Regions from separate parts of the Homo sapiens genome. Here regions 2 and 3 are each linked to region 1. The links are chromatin loops, found by intact Hi-C in ENCODE. Cell type or tissue: PC-3. All regions are shown on one strand. Links, peaks and the distances in the headings refer to the core of each region. The heading gives the core; the rest is flanking DNA.

What was found. A loop is a pair of places that touch in the nucleus more often than their neighbours do. Peaks named below come from ENCODE experiments on the same cell type or tissue, not always from the same donor. Only the 100,000 strongest peaks of a DNase experiment are listed, where the experiment ranks them.
Region 2: it touches region 1 in a loop (5-fold over the local background); 7 of 110 quality-filtered maps call a loop at or near these places.
Region 3: it touches region 1 in a loop (4-fold over the local background); 2 of 110 quality-filtered maps call a loop at or near these places.

Annotation. Positions count from the first base shown.
Region 1 is chr13:20,182,644-20,193,224 of GRCh38, reverse strand. It overlaps GJB2 (gap junction protein beta 2), which reads left to right and starts at 287. Exons shown (of 2, transcript NM_004004.6): 1 at 287-442; 2 at 3,622-5,755. The coding sequence starts at 3,644. The coding sequence ends at 4,324. LOC107984553 (a long non-coding RNA gene) reads left to right here and starts at 7,034. Exons shown (of 3, transcript XR_001749956.2): 1 at 7,034-7,773. In PC-3, for the core only: CTCF peaks have their summits at 3,702 and 3,904; DNase peaks (open chromatin) are centred at 1,504 and 2,534; H3K4me3 peaks cover 3,033 bases; H3K27ac peaks cover 3,177 bases.
Region 2 is chr13:20,415,833-20,426,562 of GRCh38, reverse strand. The region is part of intron 5 of CRYL1 (crystallin lambda 1); the gene reads left to right. Among named protein-coding and RNA genes, the nearest start is that of MIR4499, 13 kb to the left of the region's middle. RefSeq lists enhancers at 498-557, 618-677, 1,110-1,349, 6,337-7,536, 10,122-10,703 and 2 more. In PC-3, for the core only: no CTCF peak of the experiment used is centred there; a DNase peak (open chromatin) is centred at 6,522; H3K4me3 peaks cover 399 bases; H3K27ac peaks cover 2,172 bases.
Region 3 is chr13:20,364,085-20,374,534 of GRCh38, reverse strand. No RefSeq gene overlaps it. Among named protein-coding and RNA genes, the nearest start is that of MIR4499, 65 kb to the left of the region's middle. In PC-3, for the core only: no CTCF peak of the experiment used is centred there; DNase peaks (open chromatin) are centred at 3,334 and 4,454; H3K4me3 peaks cover 1,323 bases; H3K27ac peaks cover 3,331 bases.

The sequences.
Region 1 (10,581 bases), core at 1-8,000:
CTGGGGGAGGCGGCGCTCGGGGTAACCGGGGGAGACTCAGGGCGCTGGGGGCACTTGGGGAACTCATGGGGGCTCAAAGGAACTAGGAGATCGGGACCTCGAAGGGGACTTGGGGGGTTCGGGGCTTTCGGGGGCGGTCGGGGGTTCGCGGACCCGGGAAGCTCTGAGGACCCAGAGGCCGGGCGCGCTCCGCCCGCGGCGCCGCCCCCTCCGTAACTTTCCCAGTCTCCGAGGGAAGAGGCGGGGTGTGGGGTGCGGTTAAAAGGCGCCACGGCGGGAGACAGGTGTTGCGGCCCCGCAGCGCCCGCGCGCTCCTCTCCCCGACTCGGAGCCCCTCGGCGGCGCCCGGCCCAGGACCCGCCTAGGAGCGCAGGAGCCCCAGCGCAGAGACCCCAACGCCGAGACCCCCGCCCCGGCCCCGCCGCGCTTCCTCCCGACGCAGGTGAGCCCGCCGGCCCCGGACTGCCCGGCCAGGAACCTGGCGCGGGGAGGGACCGCGAGACCCAGAGCGGTTGCCCGGCCGCGTGGGTCTCGGGGAACCGGGGGGCTGGACCAACACACGTCCTTGGGCCGGGGGGCGGGGGCCGCCTTCTGGAGCGGGCGTTTCTGCGGCCGAGCTCCGGAGCTGGAATGGGGCGGCCGGGGAAGTGGACGCGATGGCACCGCCCGGGGTGCGAGTGGGGCCGGGCGCGCGCGGGAGGGGAAAAAGGCGCGGGCGAGCCGCCAGCGCGAGGTTTGTGGTGTCGCCGATGTCCCTTCGGGGTACTCTAGCGCAGCCGCCTGGCTACTTGACCCACTGCCACCAAACGTTTTAAATTCACCGAAAGCTTAGCTTCGAAGCAAAGCTCCGTTTCGCCGGTGAAGCAGGAAGCCTTCGCTGCAGGAACTGACCTTTACCTCTTGGAGCGGCTTCTGCAGAAAAATCCCCGGGCAGAGATTTGGGCGGAGTTTGCCTAGAACTAACGCGGAGCCAGCCGATCCCGGCCTACCCCGGGGCCAAGATTTCAGTGGCTTCCCTTTTTCCTAAACACTTCACGAGGGTCTGTTTCCGGGCTGTGCTCCCCGCCTAGAAGGAAAATTTTTAGGACCCTTGTTCGCGAAGAGGTGGTGTGCGGCTGAGACCCGCGTCCTCAGGACGGTTCCATCAGTGCCTCGATCCTGCCCCACTGGAGGAGGAAGGCAGCCCGAACAGCGCTCACCTAACTAACAGCTGCTGAGAGCTGGGTTCCGTGGCCATGCACCTGGGACTGCCTTGAGAAGCGTGGTACGGCCGTGTCCCCATGTGACCTTAGAGTCCCTTTCGAAACTGCTGTGCACAGTCGGTCACAATTTCAGACACTGGTGAGAAGGGTGGAGGAACCCTCTGGGGACAGCCAGGCAAGGTCGACCACCCATCACCTAAGGGTGGAGAAATTTAAGGGGTGAAGAGTCCCTTTTGCCTTTTCTGGATCCTGGTGATTCACCTAGTGTCTTCCCTAAGGAACTGAACCAACTCCTCCGCTGGCCTCTGGCAGCCCTCCAGGCGGTGCAGGATGGCGTGGGCCCGGTAGGAAGCTGCATGTAACCGCCCAGGGTCGGGAGGCCAGGAGGGCAGCTCCTCCTCTGACTTGAATATTGAAAACAACTTCGTCCTGCTTCTGAGCCCCTCTTAACCCATGACCCCCTAGCCCATTGGGGAGTAAATCTTAATTTACTCCTCTTCCTGAAAAAGGATCTTTAAAACAGGTAGCTTCAACTCAAGCTTTATAAAATAACAATATAGGGTTTCTCGGAACTGTATTTTTCTCAGCTGATGGTAACTGGACAGGTCTGTAGAAGGGTGTATGACCTGGGTTTGGCAGGTGGAAGAGGGCAAAGGATAAACCCCTCCTCCTGCAGCCCCATATTCTTGGCCAGGTGTATTGTTGTAAACCAGGAGAGAGTTTACTTCGGGGAGTATCCTGTTTTCCACTCAGTGAGGGCCAATGAAGAATGTCTAATTCCATAAGATGCTTTTGTTAAAATCGGAATGTTGCTGTCCTCGGTGGTTCTGCTGTTGGGACGGGACTGGCCTGAGCTGTGGGTGCTGTAGCAGGACAACCAGCTCACCTAAGGGCCTCCCAGTCTGGATTATCAATGGGTCAGTGCTGAACCTGGGCTAAAATATTGTTTTTTCCAATGATGTTGTCTTTCCCAAGCTCAGTGAAGCTAAATGTTTCACAGGCCTATGTCAATCTGATGTAACTTTCGTGGCCACCTCTCTCCTGTTAGCCTCTGACCAAGGTGGCACTGGATGGTTTCTGCCTGACCTTGGTGCCCCGTGGCAGCGACTGTGGGTCATGAAAGACATTCACTACGAGCCTGCTTCTGGAGTCCATCAGAAAACGGGATGCAACTTGCCTAAAATGAGGAGAGGAGGATGCTTTTAAGAAAAAGAAGAAGGAGGATTCACTACCAGCTCTGAAGGGTGGAAAAGAGATGATTCATCCGGATTGTGGAGAGGGTGGAATCTTGTTTAGGAGAGCGTTGGTTGTGGCAGGCAGGGTGTAACTATGAATCAGTGAAGACAATTCACATCCTGGGATGAAAAGAAGGCCATGGGCTCACAGGAGATTATCCACTGGCCTCTCCACATCCGCTTGCAGTAAGGAGTGTGGGACTCTCCCAAGCTTCAGCGCTGAACTGCAATGCAGTGACGTCGCTTAGCTGGGCCAGTAACCGAGGGAGTTGAATTTTCTGTCATTTTAAAATAATGTGTCTTTTAAGAAACACTTTGAAATTAAAACCACAGCCCACAATTATAATGCACTGTTGCAGCACTTATCAAAACAGATATGCTAACTGAGCCATCAGTGCCAGCCTGACAGTGAGGCCACCAAGCCATCCACAAAGCCTACACGAAAGTCTGTGCTCACAGTGGCTTTTCTCCATGAAGAGGGCATTCCTAACCTCTTCCTTTCACGTAGGAGGAAGCAAGGTCCTTTGTAAAATTTTAACTCGGGGTGCCTCAAATGTAAACTTAACCACTGGTAACAACAGTTTCACTGCTACATGCCACGTCTGTGAAAATTCATTCAAGACATTAAGGAAAGTGGCTCAGCAGAGAGACTAGACATCTTATCCTCACGGTTCTCCTGTACTTGGCCTCTCAGCCTTTGAGCAAGGTTGGCCCAAGCTAGTATCGGCCCCAGTGGTACAGCCAAAACTTGAGACTGCAAATGGATGCAGCTGTTGAACGCTGAGTAACTTCTGCAGAGTCAGGAAGACCCAAGGAAGCTCTGCAGAGGATGCAGGGGTACGGTCAGAACCCCTGAGTGCCTTTCAGCTAACGAGGACTTTATGACACTCCCCAGCACAGCAAATTTTTATGATGTGTTTAAAGATTGGGTGAATTACTCAGGTGAACAAGCTACTTTTTATCAGAGAACACCTAAAAACACGTTCAAGAGGGTTTGGGAACTATACATTTAATCCTATGACAAACTAAGTTGGTTCTGTCTTCACCTGTTTTGGTGAGGTTGTGTAAGAGTTGGTGTTTGCTCAGGAAGAGATTTAAGCATGCTTGCTTACCCAGACTCAGAGAAGTCTCCCTGTTCTGTCCTAGCTAGTGATTCCTGTGTTGTGTGCATTCGTCTTTTCCAGAGCAAACCGCCCAGAGTAGAAGATGGATTGGGGCACGCTGCAGACGATCCTGGGGGGTGTGAACAAACACTCCACCAGCATTGGAAAGATCTGGCTCACCGTCCTCTTCATTTTTCGCATTATGATCCTCGTTGTGGCTGCAAAGGAGGTGTGGGGAGATGAGCAGGCCGACTTTGTCTGCAACACCCTGCAGCCAGGCTGCAAGAACGTGTGCTACGATCACTACTTCCCCATCTCCCACATCCGGCTATGGGCCCTGCAGCTGATCTTCGTGTCCACGCCAGCGCTCCTAGTGGCCATGCACGTGGCCTACCGGAGACATGAGAAGAAGAGGAAGTTCATCAAGGGGGAGATAAAGAGTGAATTTAAGGACATCGAGGAGATCAAAACCCAGAAGGTCCGCATCGAAGGCTCCCTGTGGTGGACCTACACAAGCAGCATCTTCTTCCGGGTCATCTTCGAAGCCGCCTTCATGTACGTCTTCTATGTCATGTACGACGGCTTCTCCATGCAGCGGCTGGTGAAGTGCAACGCCTGGCCTTGTCCCAACACTGTGGACTGCTTTGTGTCCCGGCCCACGGAGAAGACTGTCTTCACAGTGTTCATGATTGCAGTGTCTGGAATTTGCATCCTGCTGAATGTCACTGAATTGTGTTATTTGCTAATTAGATATTGTTCTGGGAAGTCAAAAAAGCCAGTTTAACGCATTGCCCAGTTGTTAGATTAAGAAATAGACAGCATGAGAGGGATGAGGCAACCCGTGCTCAGCTGTCAAGGCTCAGTCGCTAGCATTTCCCAACACAAAGATTCTGACCTTAAATGCAACCATTTGAAACCCCTGTAGGCCTCAGGTGAAACTCCAGATGCCACAATGGAGCTCTGCTCCCCTAAAGCCTCAAAACAAAGGCCTAATTCTATGCCTGTCTTAATTTTCTTTCACTTAAGTTAGTTCCACTGAGACCCCAGGCTGTTAGGGGTTATTGGTGTAAGGTACTTTCATATTTTAAACAGAGGATATCGGCATTTGTTTCTTTCTCTGAGGACAAGAGAAAAAAGCCAGGTTCCACAGAGGACACAGAGAAGGTTTGGGTGTCCTCCTGGGGTTCTTTTTGCCAACTTTCCCCACGTTAAAGGTGAACATTGGTTCTTTCATTTGCTTTGGAAGTTTTAATCTCTAACAGTGGACAAAGTTACCAGTGCCTTAAACTCTGTTACACTTTTTGGAAGTGAAAACTTTGTAGTATGATAGGTTATTTTGATGTAAAGATGTTCTGGATACCATTATATGTTCCCCCTGTTTCAGAGGCTCAGATTGTAATATGTAAATGGTATGTCATTCGCTACTATGATTTAATTTGAAATATGGTCTTTTGGTTATGAATACTTTGCAGCACAGCTGAGAGGCTGTCTGTTGTATTCATTGTGGTCATAGCACCTAACAACATTGTAGCCTCAATCGAGTGAGACAGACTAGAAGTTCCTAGTGATGGCTTATGATAGCAAATGGCCTCATGTCAAATATTTAGATGTAATTTTGTGTAAGAAATACAGACTGGATGTACCACCAACTACTACCTGTAATGACAGGCCTGTCCAACACATCTCCCTTTTCCATGACTGTGGTAGCCAGCATCGGAAAGAACGCTGATTTAAAGAGGTCGCTTGGGAATTTTATTGACACAGTACCATTTAATGGGGAGGACAAAATGGGGCAGGGGAGGGAGAAGTTTCTGTCGTTAAAAACAGATTTGGAAAGACTGGACTCTAAAGTCTGTTGATTAAAGATGAGCTTTGTCTACTTCAAAAGTTTGTTTGCTTACCCCTTCAGCCTCCAATTTTTTAAGTGAAAATATAGCTAATAACATGTGAAAAGAATAGAAGCTAAGGTTTAGATAAATATTGAGCAGATCTATAGGAAGATTGAACCTGAATATTGCCATTATGCTTGACATGGTTTCCAAAAAATGGTACTCCACATATTTCAGTGAGGGTAAGTATTTTCCTGTTGTCAAGAATAGCATTGTAAAAGCATTTTGTAATAATAAAGAATAGCTTTAATGATATGCTTGTAACTAAAATAATTTTGTAATGTATCAAATACATTTAAAACATTAAAATATAATCTCTATAATAATTTAAAATCTAATATGGTTTTAATAGAACAGCAAATTTTAATTTCATCTATCACTTTTTATATAAATACATTAATGTTTTATATTTCATAACACCAATGGGTAAGTTGCCAGAGTGTCTGACCCCATTCTGCCCCAGTTACAGAAAAGCTTCTGTCACCAGAAAGTTTGGTGGGGAAGGAAGGGAGGAAGATGATTTCTACCTAACCCCGTGCCCACCTCTACCAGGTTTTTGAGGCATATCAGTCTATGGACAATGTGGTGTTTGGTCTGGAAACGTACCTTGGTGAATGCTGAGTTGGCTGGACATGACCCGTTTAGCTCCTGGATGAATCCCAGAAGTGGACCTTCAAAATGTTACTCATAGCATGACCTTGGCTCACTGCAACCTCTGCCTCCCAGGCTCAAGCGATCCTCCCACCTCAGCGTCCCAAGTAGCTGGGACCACTGGAGTGTGCCACCACACTCCACTAATTTTTTCATTTTTTGTAGAAACGAGGTCCCACTATATTGCCCAGTCTGGTCTCGAACTCCTGGGCTGAAGGGATCCCCCTGCCTCAGTCTCCTAAAGTGCAAGGATTACAGGCATGGGCCACCGCACCTGGCCTGAAACTGCTTTTTATTCCTCAGTGCCCACTTCCATGGGAAATAAGCCTGCCAGGTCAGCCTGTCCCCATGGGAGTGACTGCCTGCTACCCCCACAGGCTTGCCCGGCCCTCGTGAGCCTCTCCCAGAGACACCACCAACAGTTCTGTTCTTTCATGGTACAAGATTTCCATCCAAGGATTTCAAAGCATTTCACACATCAATAATTAGAAGTATTTTCATAGAGGACCATACACTTTTAAAATGGATTTCAAAGAACAAAAACCAGTCAACTATCACCCAGGTAATAGAAAATGGGAAATGGTTTCTACCTGACTTCCAAAATGCTCTGCACATAGACTGTGAAAATAGGATTTTTTAAGCTGGGTGCAGAGGCTTATACCTATAATCCCAACACTTTGGGAGGCTGAGACGAGAGGATCACTTGAGCCCAGGAGTTCAAAACCAGCCTGGGCAATATAGGGAGACATTGTTTCTATAAAAAATAAAAATGTTAGCCAGGCAGGCGTGGTAACATGTGCCTGTAGTCTCAGCTACTCAGGAGGCTGAGGTGGGAAGATTGCTTGAACCTGGGAGGTCCATGCTGCAGTGAGCTGAGATTGTGCCACTGCACTCCAGCCTAGGCGACAGCAAGATCCTGTCCCAAACAACAACAACATCAAAAAACACAGAACTTTTAAAATAAGTACATTCACTTCTACAAGCTATGTAGATTATTACTCTCAAGCTATTAAAAGACCAAGCCAAAATAATTATGGGCTACTCTCGACCACTTGTAGGAATGGATAGAGAGGTCTGGTCACATGCCTGGAAATTAGAGCTTGAGCTCTGAAAATGATAATCCTGACTATATCTCAAAGCATCAGTCTGCACTTTGTATGGAGCAAGAAAAAGCCTTGTGGAAGCGGCCTCCCACCCAGCCGAGCCCTCGGCGTGGACAAGCTCTGCTTTTTATGAGCAGTGGGTGCAGCCTCGCTGCTCCCTCCTCCTGTCAAAAGACAGTCACAGCTGGGGTGAGCAGATCGGGCCCACTTGGGAGGCCCCAAGGAATATGCTGCAGGGGTCGGGCCTGAGCCACCCCCACGGGTTGGTCTTTGACAACTAGAGAGCAGCTGAGAGGTGGGTAAAAGCTCACTCACTTACCCTGACCTCAGTGTCCTCATCTTAAAATGGGTTTCCTGAATCTTTCCCCGGCTTAGTGGCAATGAAATAAGATAATTTATGTAAACGTTCTCCACATAGTAAAGCACTAAGTAACATATGACTGTCATCTGTTTTCCACTAGACAGATCCCAACCTGGAAGAGTGACAGATGGTATTTCAGATACAAGTGACTCAAGCAAAGCTTGATAAACTGGGGGCTGGAAAAAAATGCACATTTACACAAAGCCTGGAGTAACTGCAGCACAGGCAGGTGAGTCTAGCCACATAAGCCGGGAGAGGAATGGCTGGGGGCAAATATAGCAGCAAAAAAGGATAAGGTGGTGACAGCTATGCGACTCTGTAATTAAAGAAAGGTCAACAGAGTAACGAAGAAGGCCATTGACTCATCTGGTCAGGGTCTCTACACTTTCCATACATCTCACCAAATGCTTTTCCCATATCACCTCATTTGCACCTCGCAGCAGTGCTCTGAAGTCCTAGGCTGTTAGTGTTATTCTTGCTGAGGGCAACAGGAAGGCACTGCTCAGAGAGGTAAGAGATCCTGCTCAGAGGCCAACAGCAGCTGGTCCTACCACACAGAGGATGTGGACCGCACTTCTACAATTCTCTAGTGCATTTGATTCCTGAAGCCGGTAACAAGCACAGTAGGAACACCCCAGCTGCCCCAGTGTTCACAGGGTCCAGGGGCAACCCCAACTTGGTGAGACGCTGTTCCATTTCTGCACATGGCTAATGATTCGTTTTCCCAGGCAATATTTACTGACTGCCACCAACTGTTAGGGGCTGGGGGCATAGCTGTGAACAGAACAAAACATCAGGCTTCACATTGAAGGAGGCCGACTCTCAACAGATCCCTGTAGGTGGTACCTGCTGCAGGTAATTTAAATGGAGGAAAATAAGACGTCATGAGGGAAACGGGAAATTGCAATGTAACTAACATAGGGTGGTCAGGAGATCCGGAGGATACAGGGCAGCAAACCACACGAGTCTCTTAGGGAAGCATCCCAGTGAGACGGAAAGGCCAGGATGCCAAAGAGTCAGGGCGAGAAAGGGGGAGATGGGGCCAAGGAGGGCGTGGCTGGGACAGATGGCGCAGGCCACGCAGGCCGCTGTAAGGATTCATGGTTTTAAGACGGAATTCTAGCATCTGCTCTCCAGCATTTGTTCTGCCCTCTGATGGACCCAAAGTCAGTCTATTTTCCACTTGAGAAAGCTTCGAATAGCTGAGAACAACAGGTCCAAGTTCAGACTTTATCCTCCTGCTCCACAGCCCCACATTCCTTCACACATTCAGCATTAAGCAACTACTGCATACCACCTTACTAGATACAGGCTGCCTTCAACTTCCCTAAGAAAACGCATGCTCTGACAGTCAAGCAGCAGTAACTGTGCTGGGAGACTCCTCCTCAAGGCAGGAACAATATTCCAGTCCACAGTGTCCTCCTAGAAGGCAGATGGCCCCCTGTCCTCAGTGCAGCCCCCGACATGGCTGAGCCATGGAACCACTGTTCTGGACATCACGTTATTGCTCAAGTGACTTAGCTTTTTAACAGCCCTGTCACTTTTGCTCATTTCAAAATGAAAAGGCAACCAATGTGATTTTTGTAATTATAGAATATATAAATACATTTTCACTTAAATAATACAGGAGTATACGAAGTCAAAAGTGAAAGTCTCATTTCACTCCCCTGCTTGGAAGTTTCAGTGTTAACATCTGGATTATATCCTTCCAGACTTTTCCCCTGTGCAATTGAATATACTCATACTTATATACATAGACACACAACACATACGTGACCATGTTGGTTTGCATTTCTTACATCATTTTTTCTATGATTGTTTCCCATTTAGTAATATGTCTTAGAAATCCTTCTAGGTCTGGCCAGGTGTGGTGGCTCACGCCTGTAATCCCAGCATTTTGGGAGGCCGAGGTGGATGGATCACTTGAGGTTAGGGGTTTGAGACCAGCCTGGCCAACATGGTGAAACCCCTTCTCTACTAAAAAAATACAAAAGTTAGCCAGGCATGGTGGTGCATGCCTGTGGTCCCAGCTACTTGGGAGACTGAGGCAGGAGAATCTCTTGAATCCAGGACGTGGAGGTTGCAGTCAGCCAAGACTGCACCATTGCACTCCAGCCTGAGCAACAGCGGGAGACTCCATCTCAAAAAAACACAACAAACAAAAAAACCCACAAACAAAAACAAAAAGGAAATCCTTTCATGTCACCATGTATAGAAATTTGTTCTTTTAACAATGTACAATGTCCCATCGAATGTTACTGAACCATCTCCTTGTTAAGTGATAGTAGCATTGTCTCCCATTTTTCACAAAGTCTACCCTTCCCCCCATTTTTCTTTCTTTTTTTTTGAGATGGAGTCTTGCTCTGTGGCCCAGGTGCCGCCCCCCCACCCCCATTTTTCTAACCTAAATTCAGGGCTTTGCATTGTCCCTGTTACATTTCATCTTGCTGGTTTGGGCTCATCCTTCTGGTCCATCCAGATCTTTTTGAACCCTGTCTTCAGTTTATTAGCAATTCATTCCAACTTTATGTCATCTGTCAGTTTCATGAGCGTGCTTTCTCTATGGTCACTTAAGCCAATAAAAATGTTGAATAAGGAATGCCACCAACAATTTCCTGCTAGCTTAACATCAGTTCACTTACCAACATGATTCAAGTTTGGAGTTTTATGGATAAAGTACTTAGCCACATCTCATTCACAAGTTTCCATTTCATAGTAGGGATATTATGGAAGGCTGTCAAGTGTTTCTGCAAAAATACCTAAGGGTATCCATTATTTGATTAGCCATTTCAAAAACACATTTACGGAGATCTTCATCTGGGCAGAGCATTATTCCAGGCCTCTGAAGAACCAAAGATGATTTTGAAAGGAGGTCACAGTGCAGACAGCAGGTGTGTATATAAGGTGGCTACTTTACAAAACAGGATATGGCAAGCTGGACATGACAGGCACAGCAAAGTCTCTGAACAGAGTTCGGGGCATGAAATTGTTTCTTTTGGGGGTCTTCAGGAACAATTTCATGAAAGCTAAATCATGA
Region 2 (10,730 bases), core at 2,244-10,243, 230 kb before region 1:
GCAAGCTCACAATAGATACACATGCAGCTCTAACCAGCTTCTGCTTAGTTGGAGATTCTCATGTGGTCACTATAGCTGTGATTCACAGTCCTAGTTTTAAGACACTGAATACCTCTGGTTATACCAAAAGATGTAAAAATTGATTTTAAAAAAGTAGCTGGGCAGGTGGCACACGTCTACAGTCCCAGCTACCGAGGAAGCTGAGGCAGGGGGATTGCTTGAGCCCAGGAGTCCAAGACCAGCCTGGGTAACATAGTGAGACCCTCTTTTTTTTTTTTTTTAAATAAAGATAGACAGTTCACTTTTAATTAAAAACAAACATATTAGAATGAATGAACAATAGGTTGTAACTGCACAGAGGATGAGAATCGCTCTTGCAAATCAAAAGCTCACCCAGCCAGACCTGCCCCGCTTGGGCCTGCTGGAGAGTGACGCCCCAGGGGATCTCCCTTGTCATCCTGCTTGCATGCTTAGCCTCAGCCACCCGCCTCCAGCCATTTGATTTCCTGAGCAGGGATGCAAATTGTGATGAGGTTTTCCTTTTAGGAGGTTTTCCCTTTAGGAGTCATGAGCCTGTGTGGGCAGAAGCAGGTCCCTCAGGAGGGACACCCAGAAACAGCACTCCCGTATAGCTGATTGTAGCTGAATGCCTGTGCTTGGGTGTATCCTGCCTGCCGACTGTACAGTGGGGCCTCTGTGTACTGGGGCCTGATCTCATGCTGTCAGCCAGGTTTGCGCATAATCCACTGCATTATGAACTGTTATGCTGAAATTAGAATGTAAATTAGAAGCTCCTTGGCAGACTGGGAGGTTACACAAAGGGGAGCCAAGGGCATGAACATGTTCTAGGGGGAAGATGGCCTAAAATGTTTAAATTTGCTGCTGTAACTACCGCTTACATTTCTCTCACATGTGCTATGTTCACTTGGAGGTGAATGGTCCTTTGATTTCTTCTCTCCTCTTATCAACCAACATTCATATGGGTCTAGTTCTCCACCTCTGCATGAATACCCAGGAAGGTGCCATCTCACATATTTCATTTTCTGAGCAGGAAGCCATCTCAGCAAGCTGCCTGCGTGGCCTGTCCTTTTCTGGCAGTCCGGTGAGGCTCTGCCGTTTCACTAATATCATTGTCAACGTGAGCAGGTGCCCTGAGACCCTATAACAGAGCAAGGCAGGCTCACTGACGGTTATTCAGATGTCGACTCTGGAAGAGAATCAGCACAAAGCGGGCACTCCAAGGAGGAGCAGAACTGGGCTCCATCATCGTTTCACAGGCTTTGAGGTCAAGGACAGGAACAGCAGTCTTGTGGCTGGAAGCAGCAGAGCTTGACAAGAGGAAGCCTGTGCGGAGCCACCGCCAACAGGAGACGGGGTCCTGCTGGCAGCTTTTCTGGGGAAGGACGGCGTTGGAAGTGAATTGCTGTGGTTTGCTTCAGACTGTGGTGCACCTGGAATGTGTCCGGGGGAAAATGTTGAGGCTTGAGTAAAATAGCACAGCGCAGACATTGGCAACATCTGTGTGGTCTTGGCACGAAGTCACATAGAGCGATGGGCCCAGTGTGTAGGGAAGTTGGGGGAGCCAGGAAACAGCCAAGTCTGGCCTCCGCACCATGCCTCAGCTGGAGGGGTTCTACATCTTACCTACTTGAAAACTGAACCCTAAGAGTTTAGGATTTTTTTTTAAGACACAACATTTGAAGCATCTGAGTGAATCGCTGATGGGGCTTCCAGAGCTCCGTGTATCTCAGCGCTGCCTTTTCTTCCTGTTGCTCTGAGGCTCACATCACCCCAGAAAGGATGTGTTCTCCCTCTGCCGGCTTTGCCCTGGGCTAGGCCTGTGCGGGCTCTGCAGGGGGTTGGGGGAATCTTTCCCCTGCTTCTCCTACCAGGCTTCTTCTGTGACCGGTTCAGTCTCTGTCTCCTCTGACAGCATCTGTCCAAAGCCCCAGGTGCCGCTTAGAGCTGATCCCTCGGGCACCCCAGGATGCTGTGCCTTTCTTTCCTCTCTCACATGGCCTGGGCCATTGTCCCTTCGCTCAGCTGGCCTCTGTCTTCTGCGCCTTCTGAAGTCTGGGTGGTCAGTGTGTCTGTGGGAGTAAGTGCCTTACCAGAGGGTACTGGAGAGCTCTCTTGGCTCTGACTATTCCAGCTCCTAGTCCCTGGGAGGTTTGCTGAAGACCATCCTAGCTCCACTGTGCCTGTCCTCTTCCTCAGCTCCTTTCCAACAGAGTCCACATGCTGCTTCTCAGTCCAGCCACTCAGCAGCACCTCTGTTGGGACTGCAGGGTCGTTAGAGCGGATACATCACCCACGTTGCTAGGACCAGCCTCCTGGTTAATTGAGACCTGTGTTTTTGTTGGCTTCAAATGCAGAGAGCTCTGTAAGAATGATCTTCTGCCAGAAGCAATGAGAGAGGTGATATTTTTCATCTACAGGGAAGTACTGAAAGATTATTTTGAGGAGCCCTAGAACTATATCAGAGCCCATTCCCGGCCGGGCGTGGTGGCTCACACCTGTAATCCCAGCACTTTCGGAATCCAAGGCAGGGGAATCACGAGGTCAGGAGTTCGAGACCAGTCTGGCCAACAAGGTGAAACCCCGTCTCTATTAAAAATACAGAAATTAGCCAGGTGTGGTGCTGTGCACCTGTAGTCCCAGCTACTTGGGAGGCTGAGGCAGGAGAATCACTTGAACCTGGGAGACAGAGGTTGCAGTGAGCCAAGATCACACCACTGCACTCCAGCCTGGGTGACAGAGCAAGACTCTGTCTCAAAAAAAAAAAAAAAAAAGAACCCACACCCCCACACCCATGAATCAGTGAGTACTCAGTGTCCACCGAGAGAGCCTCCAGTCAAATAGAGAGTAGAGTCTGGCCTTCCTCAACAAAACACTAGCAAACTGGATTCAATAGCACATTAAAATGATCCTATATTTAATAACATAATCAAGGGGAATTCATCACAGGGTGCAGAGATACTTTACCATAGGCAAATCTATAAATGTGATATGTCATGTTAACAGAATACAGGACAACCATATGATCATCTCAACAGATGCAGAAAAAGCACACGACAACATTCAGCATCATTTTATAATAAAACTCTCTTCAAATTAGATATAGAAGAAGTGTTCCTCAACACGATAAAGGTCATACGTGACACACCCACAGCAAATATACTCAATGGTGAAAAGTTGAAGGCTTTTCTTCTAAGATTAGGAACAAGACAAGGGTGCCTACTCTCACCACTTCTATCCAACGTAGTATGGAAGTCCTAGCCATAGCAATTAGGCAAGAGAAAGAAATAAAAGGTATTCAAATTGGAAATGAAGTTAAATTGTCACTGTTTGCTGGCAACATGATCTCATATATAGAAAACCCTAAAATTCTGTTGGAACTGATAAATAAATTCAGTAAAGTTGCAGGATACAAAGTCAACATACAAAGGTCGGTAGCATTTCTATACACTAACAAGGAACTACGTGAAAAAGAAATCAAGAAAACAATTCCATTTACAATAGCTGCCCCCAAAATGCTTAGAAATACATTTAATCAAGAAAGTGAAATATCTGTACACTGACAACTATAATTACACTGATGAAAAAACTGAAGAAGACACAAATAAATGGAAGGACATTCTGTGTTCATGGATTGGAATGATTAATATTGTTAAAATGTCCATACTGCCCAAGGTGATCTACAGATTCAGTGCAATCCCTATCAAACTTCCAGTGGCATTTTTCACAGAGTAGCGTGGCCCTTTGTTTGGAAAGACTGTAGATACCACTCGAGATGGGTTAGGATGCACATGACAAACTGTTGGAATGTGGGGCTCTTCCAAAAGGAGAGCAGGAGTGCAAGACTTTTCCAGAAAGGCTGGTGGCTTTGGCAGAGAAATGGCATCTAAGCATATTTGTAAAGCTTTCTCCTCCTCTATGTTAGAGTCAGAAGCTGCATGCCACCCGTGTGCAGAGCCAAGTCCAGCTCAGCTTTCCCACAGGTTTGCTTACACTTGCTGGGCGACCCCAGCCTGGCTGGAGGTGCAAGGGAGCACGTTTGTACCTTGTAATGATTTCTCTCTAGAGTAGTGCAGATGTTCGCAGGGATAATGTCAACTGCCACAGCAACTGGAATTCTATCTGCAAACTTTTATTTGCTGTGTTGGAATCATTAGTTAATTAGGACTTTTTTTTTTTTTTTTGGAAATGGAATTTCACTCTGTGGCCCAGGTTGGAGTGCAATGGCGTGATCTCGGCTCATGGCAATCTCCATCTCCCAGGTTCAAAGGCTTCTCCTGCCTCAGCCTCCCAAGTGGGTGGGACTACAGGCGCATGCCACCATGCCTGGCTAATTTTTTGTATTTTTAGTAGAGATGGGGTTTCTCCATGTTGGCCAAGCTGGTCTTGAACTCCTGACCTCAAATGATCGGCCTGCCTTGGCCTCCCAAAGTGCTAGGATTACAGGTGTGAGCCACCGCGCCTGGCCTTAATTAGGATTTTTTTTCTAGCAGCAATTTTCCATAAGAAGTAGACTATTTTTATACCATTATTTATTATTTTGTGGGTGGCCATTTTCTGAGTAGTCATATTGGTGAGCAACAAAACCCTATTGAAAAGAGAGATACTGCTGATTTATGAATTTAGAGATACCTGTATCCCCATTAATAAGCAAATAAATAACATCAACCACATACTCATTAAAAATCCCCAAAATGCTGCAAAGCTTCTATGTTAGTATTCTAACTCTAAAAATAAATAAATAAATAAATAAATAAATGAAAATGCTGTTACTATAACACCTTCTAGCAATCATTACCAATAGGTGCTTGAGCAGTGAATATAAATGATGGATTTCAGCTCCCTCAGTTTGAAGTTGGGAAGTTAACAGGCCAGGGGTAAGGGTCCCCAGAAGTAGAGGATGGGGGTAAGGAGCCCCCAAGAGAAAAGGCAAAGAGAAGAGAGGTGGGAGGTGACAAATGACACTGCATCCCTCTTCCCTTGTGGGAGCCAGCCTTTGTGCCTTCCATCAGCTGCAGGTAGAAGCCAGGTGAGAGGCCACTGGAGCCCTATGGGCCATCAAGGCAGGAAGCATCTCTGGGTAAAGATGTGGGGAGTAGGCAGATATGGGGCTTGTGCTCCATGGCTGTTTTTGGAGTCAGGGCTTACACTCTTTGGTTCAAAACTTATTGTAGTAAACTGTATTCCCAGAGGACCCCTCAATTAAAGTATCACTACCCTCATAGAATGGAAGTGAATGTATTCACATTCATACACAATGATGGATTCTTTTTGCTGTTGTATTTGTTGTAAAAGTCGAGGCTTTCCCTTTCTTTCAAACTCTATAATACTGTTGTTTTTCCCCCTAAAAGCATCATTATACACACAGTGTTCTAAGAAAAAGTGCACCAGGGAATTAGCACTGGGGCCTGAAGTACTCTGGAATGTCCCTTTTATTAGGGCAAAGTCTTTCCTCTCTTTCCTTTCCATTTTTTTTTTTGTTTGTTTGTTTCTATTTAAAAGCTCTATTTTAGGCTGGGCGCAGTGGCTCACGCCTGTAATCCCAGGATTTTGGGAGGCCAAGGCGGACGGATCATGAGGTCAGGAGATCGAGACCATCCTGGCTAACACAATGAAATCCTGTTTCTACTAAAAATACAAAAAATTAGCCAGGCGTGGTGGCGGGCCTGTAGTCCCAGCTATTTGGGAGGCTGAGGCAGGAGAATCGCTTGAACCCAGGAGGCGGAGGTCGCAGTGAGTTGCGATCACGCCACTGCACTCCAGCCTGGGCGACAGAGTGAGACTCTGTCTCAAAACACACACACACACACACACACACACACACACACACACACACACACACAACCTCTATTTTAAAGAAAAGTCAAAGGGAAAAACTCCACCTGTGTTTGCTCTACCCTAAGTCAATTGCTTTCATTTTCCTTTGTTCCTGTCTAGTCTCTATTATGAACATGCTACTCAAGTTTTTATTCATTCTTAATGGCTTTATGATATTTCATTTAGCTGGTCTTTTTTTTTTTTCTTTTAAATCCAATCTTTCCCTTACTGCGGGATGTTTTAAGGTCAGGCCTCAGTGAGCCTCTATGCACATATGGTTTCTTCTTCTGGAGTCTTTTCTGGAATAATTCTGGGAGTGGGCTCAGCCTGCGGGAGAGTAACATTTTTATAACTTGATAGATGTAGCTGAGATGCCTCCCAGAGGGGAGACCCGCCTCTCCTCCGGCAGCTGTGCACGTAGGCTTGTTCCCAGCAGCCTGGCCAGGGTGGTCCACCTGGTGTTTCTCATCTTCTTTCCCCGGAGCGCTGACTCCTGCGCGTCCTCTTGGAAGACTCTTGACAGGACGGGTGTTTTATGGGTGTGATTCAGTGTCCTCTTGCATCAGTTCAATGTGGTGGTGTTCAATCAACCCTTGTAGCGTTAGCAAAATTTGCTCAAGTCATTCCGCAGGAATGTCTGTGTCTTGCTTCCAAGAAAGCTTGTAAGTGCCGGCAACAGGCCAAGCAGCTCACAAACCTGACCACAAGCCTGTGAGTAATTGTGGGGCAGCACTTAGCAGTCTTTTATTTTCGACTTATTAAAGTCTCATCTTGGCCTCACCTTCTCCCTGGAAGGTGGCGTGGGTGGGAACCACTGGGTCAGATCTTTTTCACCCTTGCCGTGGAGCCAGTTTCCTGTTGCATGTGGGGGAAGCAACATGTGGTGAAGAGTATAGAAAACGAAAACATGTGGGTACAGTATGTATAAGTGGAGGGAACAAACTCATAATTCCAACTAGTTTCTCATGAGAGACTCATGAATCATTGTGGTAGTTCTCAATATAAACTTAATCTAGGCCGGATGTGGTGGCTCACACCTGTAATCTCAGCACTCTGGGTGGATCACTTGAGGTCAGGAGTTTGAGACCAGTCTGACCAACATGGAGAAACCCCATCGCTACTAAAAATACAAAATTATCCAGATGTGGTGGCTCACACCTGTAATCCCAGCACTTTGGGAGGCTGAGGCGGGTGGATCACTTGAGGTCAGGAGTTTGAGACCAGCCTGACCAACATGGAGAAACTGTGTCTCTACTAAAAATACAAAATTAGCTGGGCGTGGTGACGCATGCCTGTAATCCCAGCTATTTGGAGGCCGAAGCAGGAGAATCGCTTGAACCTGGGAGGCAGAGGTTGCAGTGAGCCGAGATCCTGCCATTGCACTCCAGCCTGGACAACAAGAGCAAAACTCCATTTCAAAATAATAATAATAATAATAAACTTAATCTCTAACTCTGTTACTCCCTGTAGCATTTGCAAGGACCCTAGGGCTGGATGTTTCTCAGAGGGATAGTCTAGTACCCTAGCTCATGCTCGAGTTACTTCTGTGCAAGTGACTGTTCTTGTCTGGGTCTGTCCTTGAACATCTCTGGAGATGAGAAAATCACCGAGATTTAACTTTGTTCCATCCTTTCTTTCACTAGAGATTGAGATGGACGTGCTGGTGTAATCCTTTCTTCTTGGCCGCTGCCCTGGGGTGATCCACACAAGCCCAGTGCTTTCTTCATGTCGCCCTCGTAGGGCTGAAGGTGGCAGAGTACTCTACTTCTCGCTGTTGCGTTTCTTTATTTGACACTCACCTAAGATAAAACCTTTTGTGACTCCTGACTCTTAATTTTTCTCCTGTTTCTCAGTTGACAGTGGACTTATGCCCAAACTCTAGCTGAGGAGTGGAAGAACTTGAATAGAACCTCATCCAAATTCCTGGGTAGCAAGTCTGTGTTCCTGCTGGTGATAGTAGTAGTAAAGTTATTGTAGTGTTTGCACAAGAAAAATGTGAAAATTCAGGACCAAGTTTGGGGGAAAAGTAGAGCAAAACAAAATAGAAGATCAAAAGCTGGGAATTAGTAAAAAAGAAGTGGATGAGGAAGAATGGTATGAAGAAAAATGAGAAAAGCAAATGAAAATGAGGCCATGCAAAAAATACATGAATCAGAAAATTAAATCTAGGAATGGGATGATTATAGAGAAGGAAAGATGGTTCGGTGTAGCTGGTGATCAGTAGAGGAGATAGTCACGGAGGAGGATTTATCCATCAAATATCGTGTGCCTCCACCACACAAGTTTCTCTCCTGCCTTCCTCTTCTTCTGGGACTGTCCGAAGGACCAGAGTAAGTACCACAGCATCTGTTAACCCTTTGCTATTGTTAATTGTTAGATGTGTCTTGCTTCCTCTTCTCCCCATCCCCACCCCACAAACAAACAGAAGTGCTTGATCCAAGATCCCTGAGGGTATCTGTCCCCTGAGAGGGTCAGCTCGGCCAGGCTAGAGCGTCCAGTCACTCAGTCAAACTCAGTCTAGATGTTGCTGGGAAGGTATTTGGTACATAGTTGACTTTAAGTAAATGAGATTATTCTCCATAGTCTGGGTGGGCTAAATCCAGTCCATTGAAAGGCCTTGCAAGCAGAACTGAGATCTCCCTGAGGAAGGAGAAATTCCACCTGCAGACTGTGGGGTAGTTCCTGCCTGGAGTTGCCGGCCTGCCCTCCTGATGGCCTGTCCATGGCTTTCTGACTTGCCAGGCCCACAGTCACATGAGCCAATTCCTTGAAATAAATCTCTTGATGTATGTGTGTATGTGTGTGAATCTTACTGGCTTTGTCTGGTAGAACCCTGAGTGATACATCCCTAAACCTTTCATTCGACTTAACATTTGTTTCATAGCAGTTGGGTACGTTATTAACTATCTTGCATTTTCTCCTACTTCACGGATGTCTTGTGGCTCCTCTCAGCCTGGGCATTTTCTCCTACCAAATCAGGTGCAAAATATGTGCCCCAGCTATGCATGTGTTACTCCACTGTGGAAAAATCTCAGGTTTTAACTAAGGAAGCAGAAGCAAGGAGTTTTTCAATAAAAGGGGTTCCTTAACACTGTCTGGGATCTCTTTGCCCAATGATTTTCAGGACGCGAAACCATGTTTTGAACTAACAGTGATTGTAGTATTCATTGCTTTGTATGATTTTTAAATAATCTTTTCTTTGTATGTGTGACTTGAGAATTTTACCTTAAAATGGAGTAAGTACTGATTGCTAAACTGATCAATGTTAACAGAACCACAGAAGGGCTGGACTCAGGTAGGGTTCCCATCTCCGCACAGCTGTGTTGCCCGTCACCTATTATAAGGAATCGCTTGTCAGTTCCCTGTTTCAACACAAGCACTTGTTTCTGCCTGTCATGCTGCTGCGATTATTTATCAATGACAAATGATTATTTGTCATTGTTATGATAATATTAGGCCACAGATGTCACAAGGCTTTGGGTGGAATTAAGCTCAGTGGCAAAATTAAGCAACCTGAGCTTCAAAACATCCTAAATGGAAAAGCTTTAGTTCAGCACCAAGTGCAGCAGGGAGAAACTCAAACGTTTGCCTTGGGGACATGATATCCTAGTTGTGGAGCTTCTCAACTGAATGCCTTGTGGTCCTTTTCTTTCTCTATATTTAGCTTCTTGGTAAAAACTCAAGCTTTGAGAAATCCATTTCAGAAATTCAAATGGGCAGAAAGAAGCAGTGAGGAAGGGAAAGTATCAAAACGTTTTTCCCTTTCTAACTTGTTCTACTGGTGAATAGTGACTGATGGAAGACCCACAGCCCTCCTCTAGATGAAATCAGGCAGAACTGAGAACATGGGAGTTGGAGGGAATGTGGTTCCTCCCAGGTCATGGGGCAGCATGGAGAACCCTTCTCAGGCGTTAGTTAGGGGCTGTTAGCTCAGATGATACAAACCAAAAAGGACCTACTCTTGAGTGGCTCACCTTTTTTCTATTTTGCAATCCTAAAAATGATTTTTTAAAAATCAGCTCTAAAAATACTAAATACGATTCTAAAAGAGCCAAGCCAAATAACACTGCAAGTATAGGGTGGCTTCCATGTTTGCATACTTCCCAGTTTGAATACTAAAATGAAAACTTGGGGCTGTTTGGAATGTTGGCCTGGAAAGCAAGGGTGAGGGAGCGACTGCAGGCCGCCTGGCTGCCTTTCACAGCATTCCAGAGCCCACGGGGGTGCGAGGGGCCACAGCCCAGGCCTTCCAGCAGCCTGGAGAGAGGGCAGGGAGCCACCCTTCCTGCCTCCAGACCTCCTGCCAGGGAGAGGAGGCGACAATGCCTGTGTTCCACACGGGATTCTTGACGGTTCCGGGAGTTTCTGTGGGCCTTAGGTAGATATCCCCCAGCCCCCGTGATGCCCCGACCCGTTACAGCTTCGCTATTGGGAGTGAAAGGAGGCGACCCTCCTCAGCATTGCAGTGACTTGCACAGACTGATTCACTCTCCTTAGCAGTCAGTGAACATGTGGTAGGGTGATTTAGAACTCGAAGGAAACCTGGTGAGATACCATTTCACCCTACCAGATTAGCGAAACTTTGCAAGGGTGAGGACACCAAGCGTGGCGAGGCTGAGGCGCGACGGGACCTCTTCTACACAATTCTGGAGGCCGGGGCGCCGCAGTGACGGGGAGAAGGATGCTCTGGGCCCCAGCCGCGGCCCGGGCCCTGTGCGCGTGACCCTGGCTGCCCTGCTCACAGGAGCCCCAGACTAGCCAAAGGCTCATGGCCGCAGGGTGGATGACTAAACTCATATCTCTGCATCAAGGAGATGGACACATGACGCAGGTGAATCTGAGAAACAGGATGGTGAGAGACAAGTCACGAAAGAACGCGCGCTCAGTGATTCCAC
Region 3 (10,450 bases), core at 1-8,000, 180 kb before region 1:
GTTTTGTTTGTCTCAGTTATTTTGCCTACATTTTCAAAGAATATTATTTCTCTGCATAGAATTCTAGATTCTTTTCTTTTTCCACACTTTAAAGATGTTTTTCAGTTGTTGTTTAGCTTCTGTTCCTTCTGTTGAGATGTCAGGCATCACTATTTTTGTCATTCCCTTGAATGTAATGTGTCTTTTTCCTGGCCAGTTTTTTTTTTTTCCTTTTTAGAGATGTTTTTCCTTTTTTATATTTTTCAAAAGTTTGGCTATGATGTGTTCTTTTTATTTATCATACTCAGTGGTTGCTGAGCTTCTTGAATCTGTGGGTTCTTATGTCAATTTTGGAAAGAAAGATGGCCATTGTCTCATTAAATATTTCTTTTACTCCACTCCCTCTGTCCTCTCCTTCTGGGCCTCCAATTGCATATATTAATATATGAGACAACCATTTGCTATTGTCCCACAGGACTCAGATGTTGCTGTTCAGTTTTTTGAAATTTCTTTTTCCTTTTGTGCTTTGGAAAGTGGATAACTTGTACTGGCCTGTGTTCAAGTTCATAATCCTTTCTTCTGCTGTGTGGAGTCTCTAGTGAAGCCATATTTTTCATTTCTAGAATTTCCATCTGTTTCCTTTTTAATGTTTCTATTTCTCTGCTAAGATTCTCTGTCTTTGCCCTTCTTTTCACTCTTCTTTGTAACCCCCCTTACTTATTGATGGATTGATTGATTGAGACAGAGTCTCTCTCTGTTGCCCAGGCTGGAGTGCAATGGCACGATCTTGGCTCACTGCAACCTCTGCCTCCCAGGTTCAAGCGATTCTCCTGCCTCAGCCTCCTGAGTAGCTGGAACTACAGGTGGGTGCCACCACGCCCGGCCAATTCTTGTATTTTTAGTAGAGATGGGGTTTTACCATGTTGGCCAGGCTGGTCTCAAACTCCTGACCTCAGGTGATCTGCCCACCTTGGCCTTCCAAAGTGCTGGGATTACAGGCATGAGCCACCGAGCCCGGCCACCTGACATATTTATAATAAATAGCTGCTGACATATTTATAATAGCTGCTTTAAATTGCTCGTCTGCTAAATTCAACATCTAGGTGATCTACAGGTCTGTTTCTTTTATCCTGATTATGGGTCACATTTTCTGTTTTTGTGCTTGTCTAGTGTCTTTTTAGAAAGTTATTATTGTTTTGGGAACCGTGGATTTGTTGTGGAGACTGAATTACATTACCTTCCTTTACAATGTGCTGTTTTGTTCCGGCAGGCACTTACATTGCTGGCAGGTTCTGTAGCTCTTGTGAAAGCTTGGATTTAGGGTTTGTTCTTTGGGTTTGTCATGATCCTGGGTCATAGCCTTTAGTCTTGGGATGTGGTTCTTACTCCTAAGGTGTGGTCCTGCTAGTTTTTCAGGGAGAGCCTGTAGTGTTTGTCAAAGCCTGTCTAACTAAGTGGGACTCGAACCCAGAACTCTAAGCACTAGGTACCTGCTGAGATCCAGCTTTTTGGCTTCCAAGTTGCTGCTTTCTGCTGGGCTCCTGGGTGTCTCCTCATGTACTCTGCACAGTTCATAAGTCAGCCAAGGACCTAGGGGAATTTTACACTAGTTTGGTGGTTTCCTTCTTTCTTCCTGCTTTCTGGGATTTTGCTGTTCAATTTCCAGATGGGATGGCAGCTCTGAACTTCAATCCGTGTCTGTTTAGCCCAATAACATCACTACTTCCTGCTTGACTGCCTATTTTGCCTTGCTGGATAGCGTCCTCCAGGGAAAGCCGGTTAAATGTGGAGCTGGTTAATGTGCTCCTTTTCTGTCAAGGATGAGGTTTGTGCCTGCTTTGGGTTGGTTTCTTGTGTCTTCAAACGGTTGCTGATTATATTCTGAGAAGAGTTTGTAATTGCTGTTAGCAGGACTAATGTTCAGTACAAGTGAGTGACTCTCTCATGACTAGAATCAGAACCTACTAGAGGAGCTTTGACAGATCTGGATGCTGAGTCTCCATCTCAGACAAGTTACATCAGAATTTCTGGGTATGGAAGCCAAGCAGCAGTATTTTTAAAGTATCCCAGGTGATTTCTGTGTGTAACCAAAGTTACCAGCAGCAACTCTGTGGAGGCTAAAGCTACTCCATCTTGGATGCGAATCAGCTATGTGGACTTCCGATTAACCTGTGTTCTGGGAATGCCTCTGAGATCTCTACTTTACTGTTACTGTAAATCCTGCTCTTAGGTCAAAATGATCTTGATCAGAAATCCTGCCTTTAGGCAGATTCAAATAGAATTCTTACCTGTCTCTCAGGGGTCCACTTCGCCTGTCTTACACATTCCTCACCTGTGGTACATAAGCTCTGGGTCTGCAGGGTAATGGCTCAGAAATCCACCAACTCATCCCACAGCCTCTGGGGACAGGGCTTCTGTTTGCAAGTCCCTGTTAAACATTTCTTACTGAGAAATCGGATGTGTCAGCCTTTTTCTTTGTCCCCTCAGCTTCTTTGGACTTTGGAAATAGGTTTTCATAGAGCTGTTCACCATGGAACATTTATTGAGCCTTTATTATGTGTCAGCATTTTTCATTAATTATTTTACTGAATTCTCTGGTAGCCTTATTATTTTCACAAGAGAAAACCGAGGCTTAGGTAAGTTAAGTAAATGTCCAGTGTCACACAGTTAGAATGTTCCAAAGCCAGGATTTGCGTGTAGTCAGTCTAACTTCAGAACTACAGTGTACGCACTATACTTTATTGCCATGCATTGGGGAGGACAGGTTCAGAGGGGAAGACCACACATTTAGTTTTGCATGAATAGTATTTTATCTTATTGGTATAATTTATTTTACAATTATCCATATTGTCGGATAGTTGGGATACTGTCAATAGACAATATTCTGCATAGGATATTTTGTACATGAACCTAAGTAAATCTCTACTGATTTACTTAGGATAAATTACTAGAAGAGGAAGTAGTTGGTAAATTGATAGGAATTTTTAAAAATCTTGGTACACTTTGCCAAACACCTCGCACAATGAACAAAAATGCTGGGTAGACCATGGCTTGGGTAATTTTTTTTCATTGGGTGATGTGTAATAGGATTGTTTTTATTTCAACTCGCCAATCTAGACTTGGACATCTGATTTTTATTCCATCTTCCTAGTTGTTGACAATGAATTTGTTGAGCCTCAAACTTGTCCATCGGAATGTGCTTGGGCCATTGTCTGATGGGCTTCCTGGTGGGGGTAGTGCCTAGAAGAGAAGGGAAGGGGGATGGCACTGTTCACACAGCACAGACACATCCTCCACAGAGTAAAACAGGTACTTCTGCAACTGGAGCTGAGTCACAGCCACAGCCCAGTTGTCTCTCAGGCCACCTTGGAATTTCCTGGCCATACTTACCTTTTCACAACTACCTTTCTGTAATTCCCTGTCATATTTACCTTTGGAGTGATTTGTGAGGGTTGGTGAAAAAATAAGATGAGATTCCTAAAAAACATGATACACCCTTTCTGGATTGACTACCTTCTTGTTTGGTGGTGAAAGGGCAGGAACAGAAGGAAGTTGAACACACGGCAGGATATGTGTGAGCCTGATTTGGCTGGATCATGATCAAGAGAATTGAGTGTTCTTAGCTCTTTCTTTTTTAAAAAAAATTATGACAGACTGATAACCTGGCATTTGTAGATATTTTCAAAGCATTGTTTCAAATAGAAAATGCTATGTAAACTGAAGCAAAAAGTTGATCATGCACAGCTCTGTAATGCAATACCTTACATTTTTCTTCTTTTGTTTTTACTGATTTTTTTTTTTTGAGACAGTCTTGCTCTGTCGCTAGGCTGGAGTGCAGTGGCACTGTTGTAGCTCAGTGCAGCCTCAAATTCCTGGGATGAAAAGATTCTCCTGCCTCAGACTCCCTGGTAGCTGAGATTATAGACGTGAACTACCATGCCCAGCTAATTTTAAAAAAATATTTTGTAGAGATGGGGTCTCACTATGTTGATCAGGCTGTCTTTCTCTTTTTAAAATGCTCTTTTCTGGGGAACTGACACCAAATCAGTAGTTTCTCCAAGGCATAGCACCACTGCATGGAAAATACAAAGTTACGCTTAAAAGTATTTTTGAGGTTAAATTCAGAATCTGTTGAAAATTCAAAGTAACTTCCTGACTTCCAAGATGAGTATATCAAAACCCAATAAAAATGAGTCCTGTTCAGTGTTATTATGGTTGTGTGGTTGCTAAATCTTGGAACCGATTTCTGTGACAGCCACATGAAGACCTGCCAATGCGTGACAGAGTAGTCCACAGGTGACTAATTCTGAAGAAGTTCTTTGTGTGTGAGTTAACCGTCTTTGTGGAGGTATAGCTACATGCAATAAAATGCACACATTTTAAGTGTATGCTTCAGTGAATTTTGACTAATATGTACAACCGCGTAACCACCATGCCAATCAAGACATGGAACATTTCCACATAAGGTTCTCCTGTGCTCTTTGCAATTTTCCCTCCAAACCCCTGCCCCAGGCAACGACTTATCTGATTTCTATCACCAGAGATTAGTTCCGCCAACTCTAGAACTTCATGTCAATGTTGTCATACGGCATGAATTCTTTTGTGTCCAGCTTATTTTGCCCTCAGAGTGATGTTTCTGAGAGTCATCATATGTGGGTGTGTGTCAAGTTCATTTTTTTACGGCTGAGCGGTAGAGTTTCTATTGTATGAACATTCCACGGTTTTTCCATTCACCTGTTGATGGACATCTGGGCAATTTTATTTTTAACCCCCAAGTGTTGGTTTTTGTGAATTAAGCTTCTGTGAATATTTGCATACAAGTCTTTTTATGCAAACATGTTTTTATTACTATGTCTAGAAATGGAACACATGAACGGTATTGTAAGTCTATGTTTATAAGAAGTGGCCAATCTGTTTTTCAATATGGGGGTACCATTTTCTATTCCTACCAGCAAGATGTAAGAGTTTTAGCCAGTCCTGGCAACATACAGAGACCCTGATTCCGTAAAAGTAAAAATAATAAAATCAGTGGGGTCTGGTGGTGCGCACCTGTGGTCCCAGCTACTCAGGAGGCTGATGTGGGAAGATTGCTTGAGCCTAGGAGGTTGAGACTGCAGTGATCCATGATTGTGCCATTGCACTGTAGCCTGGGCAACAGAGCGAGACCCTGTCTGGAAAAAAAAAAAGAGTTTCAGTTGCTCCATATCTTTGTCAGCACTTAATACACTGATCTTCTCAATTTTAGCCATTCTAGTGGATATGAAGATACCCTAACATGGTAATTAACATTTTCTGATGATGATGTTGAGGATCTTTTCATGTGCTTTTTGGCCATATGTATATCTTCTTCTATTTTCTGATTCCAATTTTTTAAATTAAAATTGTTTTAAACTTTTATTTAAAACTTTTTTTAGAGATAGAGTCTCACTATGTTGCCCAAGCTGGTCTCTAACTCCTGTCTTCAAGTGATTGTCTCTCTTCAGCCTCTGAATTTCCATTTTTAATGGCTTGCTTGTTTATGAGATTTGTAAGAGTTCTGAAATATTTTGGATAGAAGTCCTTGGAAGATTATGTGTCCTGCAACTACTTTCTCTCAGTCTGTGATTTATCTCATCATTTTCTGAATGGTTCCTGGAAGAACCCTTCTCCCTCTCTTTCATACAAATTTACACTTGAATTTCATTTTTCTGAACTTTTCAACTGTGGCAACCTCAGCACTTTTAGGAAGTATTGCTCTTTCTAGAAGAGATATGCTGTTCAGGAAACCTTGGCCTTTTCTCCACCACATGTTGTCAACTAGAGTAAGTTGTCCACACTGGGCTGTGGATCTATTTAACTGTGCCCGGGTCAGGGAAGCGACTCCTTTCCTGATTTGGGCCACTGAAGACCTACGTCAGGTTCCCACCTTAAAGCTTGTGTCTCACGTGCAACAGCTTTGCTGGTGCCAAGATCAAAAAGTGCAAAAACTACCTGTGGGGTGGGCCTTCAATGGGGAAGATGAACAATGATATGATCCAGGCGAAACATGAACATGCACCCAATGCAAAGCCACCAACTTTCCTCTTATACCAAACTCCCGAGCCAAGGCTGGAGTTGCCACGTGGCTGTTTTATGACCCAGTGGTAACCTAAGCACACAAACGCCTACTTTGGGCACTGTGTTACCTGGAGTTCCATCAGCATCCACAGGCCTACATTTTGGTATGGAACTTTAAAAAAAAAAAAAAAAAAAAAAACCAAATCCTATGTAGTCTCCAGGATCACTCTCCTATCCTAAACATCAGAACCAAATGGATCACCGAGCCTCCCTTACCACTGTCTGAAAAATGTCACCTCCTGAGCCAGAGTCATTTTTCTGGCACAACCACCCAGAACTGTTAACAATTATTTTCTGGTCACCTTTGGATTTTAATATTCAGAGCCACAAATACGGTCTTTTACCACATTTTGCTACAGTTAATTACACCTGGGGTCTGGAAAAGAGTGGCGCTACTTACTACAAATAAGAATTTGCATGGAAAAGGAGGAATGAGCAAGAAATAGAAACAGATTTAAGGAAATCTAGGTGTTGGCTGTTCTAGCTCAAGCTCATGATAAATCACAATTTTATCCTAGTGAATATCCCAGCGATGGGATGGATGGACAGAGGGTGTGTGAATTTTAGAACCTCACTTGTATTAGAGTCTGCACTAAGAACCCAGACCAAGGTGCAGCATTATCCCAAACTTCAGTCGTCTTATTGGACATGCTCTCAATGTGTTTGCTATAGTTTGGTTGTTTGTCCCCCAAACCTCATGTTGAAGCTTGAGCCCCAGTGTTGGAGGTGGGAACTGGTGGGAGGTGCTTGGGTCCTGGGGGCGCGTCCTTCACGAATGGCTTGGCGCCCTCCTTAAGGTAATGAGTGAGTTCTTGCTCTGTTAGTTCCCATGCGAGTTGGTTGCTAAAAACAGCCTGGCACTGGCTCCCTCTCCCTCCCTCTCTCTCCCTCTCTTTCCCTGTCTCTCCATGTAATCTCCACACACACCTGCGCCTGTTCACCTTCTGCCACGAGTGGAAGCAGCCTGCGGCCCTTGCCAGATGACGCCCAAACTCAAACTTTTGTCGACATCACAATCATGAGCCAAATAAACCTTTTTTATTTATAAATAACCCATCCCTGGTATTCCTTTACAACAACGCTAAACCAATGAAGATGTGTTTTTATTGCGAATTCTTTTAAATAAATATTAAATAAAATAAGATTTATTCATGGCATTGACATGGGCCTTCATATTTCTTTCTTTCTTTCTTTTTTTTTTTTTTTTTTTTTTTTGTTGTTGTTGTTGTTTTTGAGACAGAGTCTCACTCTGTCGCCCAGGCTGGAGTGCAGTGGCATGATCTCAGCTCACTGCAGTCTCCTCTGTTCAAGCGATTCTCATGCCTCAGCCTCCTGAGTAGCTGGGATTACAGGCGTGCACAACCACGCCTGGGTAATTTTTGTATTTTTAGTAGAGATGGTGTTTCGCCACATTGGCCCGGCTGGTCTTGAACTCCTGGCCTCAAATGATCCACCTGCCTCAGCCTCCCAAAGTGCTGGGATTACAGGCGTGAGAAACTGTGCCTGGCCTTTACTTTGAATTCTTACTGTGCACATTTCAATTGTTCTTTCTTTTTCTTTTTCTTTTTCTTTTCTTTTTTTTTTTTTTTGAGATGGAGTTTCACTCTTGTTGCCTGGGCTGGAGTGCAACAGCGTGATCTTGGCTCACCACAACCTCCACTTCCCCGGTTCAAGCGATTCTCCTGCCTCAGCCTCCCAAGTAGCTAGGTTTACAGGTATGCACCACCACACCAGGCTAATTTTGTATTTTTAGTAGAGACAGGGTTTCTCCATTGGTCAGGCTGGTCTCAAACTCCTGACATCAGGTGATCCACCTGCCTCAGCCTCCCAAAGTGCTGGTATTACAGGCGTGAGCCGCTGCACCCAGCCAATTATGCTTTTAAGCAACACCACATCAACTTTCCTAGGGAAAATATTTTCTGATGAAAATTTTGATTTTGATTTTGATTTTGAGTGAATTTGGGTTTATGTTAGAGATAGATATCCAAAACACATAGAAAATTGTCTTACCTTCTCTTCCTTTTCCCAGGGGTGAGGAGAGTGACCTAGGGAAACTGCTAAACACCTCCCAAGGGTTTCTGCTGTCTTGCGCCTGAACTCACCGGTCAGCCCTCCTCATGTGTGACTGCGGTGTCTGCACAACCATCCTGGAAATAACTGAGCAGGCCAAGGTGCCTCAGGTCTAGCTTTTGTGGGCGGTTAAGACTGTGTCCACCAAGAGGAAGAAAAGGAGAACCTGGCTTCCAGGTTTTGGGGCATGGCCCTGTTACCCAATGCTGTTTGCTCCAGAGAAGCATGGAAACAAGAGGTCTGCATCTGTGCCAACGGTCATTAATTCCTGCAGTGAAGCCCAAGCCGCATGCTAGGGGCTCGTCTCCCGTCTTCATGCTTCATGCTGCACTTGCTTCTCTTCAGCCATTTACCTGAGAGATGCTTCCTGGTCATGTCTCCACAGAGCAGAGGGAGCCCTGCATGTAAGACCCCAGGCCCAGGCTGGATGGGCAAGTTTGCCGGCTCATTTGCAGGGTGACTTGGGAATAGGAGCAGCTGTTGCTCAACAGGAGTTTGAGTAAAGATCATAGTGCCTTTTCCTGCATAGTAGCTCTTTTTTTTTTTTTTTTGAGATGGAGTCTCGCTCTGTTGCCCAGGCTGGAGTGCAGTGGCACAATCTTGGCTCATTGCAACCTCTGCCTCCCAAGCTCAAGCAATTCTTCTGCTTCAGCCTCCCGAGTAGCTGGGATTACAGGCACCTGCCACCATGCCTGGGTAATTTTTGTATTTTTTAGTAGAGATGGAGTTTCAACATGTTGGCCAGGCTGGTCTCGAACTCCTGACCTCAGGTAATCTGCCTGCTTCAGCCTCCCAAAGTGCTGGGATTACAGGCACCTGCCACCATGCCTGGGTAATTTTTGTATTTTTTAGTAGAGATGGAGTTTCAACATGTTGGCCAGGCTGGTCTCGAACTCCTGACCTCAGGTAATCTGCCTGCTTCAGCCTCCCAAAGTGCTGGGATTACAGGCACCTGCCACCATGCCTGGGTAATTTTTGTATTTTTTAGTAGAGATGGAGTTTCAACATGTTGGCCAGGCTGGTCTCGAACTCCTGACCTCAGGTAATCTGCCTGCTTCAGCCTCCCAAAGTGCTGGGATTACAGGCATGAGCCACTGCGTCCAGCCTGTATTAACTCTTTTGATCTAGAGCCCAACAACAACAACAACAACAACAACAACAACACACACACACACACACACACACACACACACACACACACACAGAAGCAGGGCTGGCACTGTTATCCCCCTTCAGCACAGAGGAAGCCAGTTTTCCCAAAGATGGGGGCTGAGTGGCTTTGCTGTTTTCAGCACTGAGCTACAGAACTGTCAGGAATTCAAGAACAACAGACCTGGTCCCAGTTCCTTCTATAGGTGCTCTTGATCTAACTGGAGCTTCATGGTGATTACATAGAAAGTCATCAGAGGACCATCAGTGGCCTTCCAAGCTGTGGTTACACACACACCAAGGGGTTTGTAGAGATGGTAAGTGCTCAAGGAGACAGAGGATTCGCCAGGACAGAACAGTTGAAGAAGCCCTCATTGAAGCCTCAAGCTGTATTTTGAAGGCTGGGAAAGACTCTTAGGAGTAGAGAGCATGGGCGGGGTGCAGAGTGGGTGCACGTGGAATTGGAGTGGATACAGACACCCCATGGTAGGGCATGTGTAGGATAGAGAGACCAGCCTGCCAGGCCAGATGTCAGAGGAGGAGTCATGGGGAGACAGAATTTCTTTGGTTCCTAAGGCTGACAACGGGTCTGAGGGTCCCTGTGCCCTCCCCAACTCTCAAGGTCCCATGGGTGGAGATGACACCTGGTCTCCAGCATCATTTCACTCTCCCTCCTGTGTAGAAACCAAACTTGAAGCTGTCCATCTCCAGGCCCTCTGCAGTTAGAGACTAGAATAGGATTCGCGTTCAGCTGGTCAGCACACTCCGCGAGACCTGGCAGGCCTAAGTGACTTGGAGGCTGCGTTCCTGCTGCTCGGGCTGGCACAGGTGTGCAGGCGTTTGTTCAGCAGAGGTTCCAGGCGAGCCATAGCTAGGAGGAAGTTGAGGGGTGGGTTCTAGGGCATCCATTTGCTGCTGCAGATGGCAACAGGTATGATTTGGTTCTGGAGTCAGGGGAGAATTTGTGGCTTCTGGGCCAGATGGAGGCAGAGGTGAGGTAGTTCTGGGGCTGGAAGTTTCCAGAGCCTGGGGGAGGCAGCATCTGCAGTGGCTAGTCCTGTGGTGTGGTATGGGAGTAATTTCTGAACTGGGAATCTGTCTTCCAGCTCTCGCATAAAACTGTCAGCTCTGAAATAATCTGTAACAAACCTCTCTC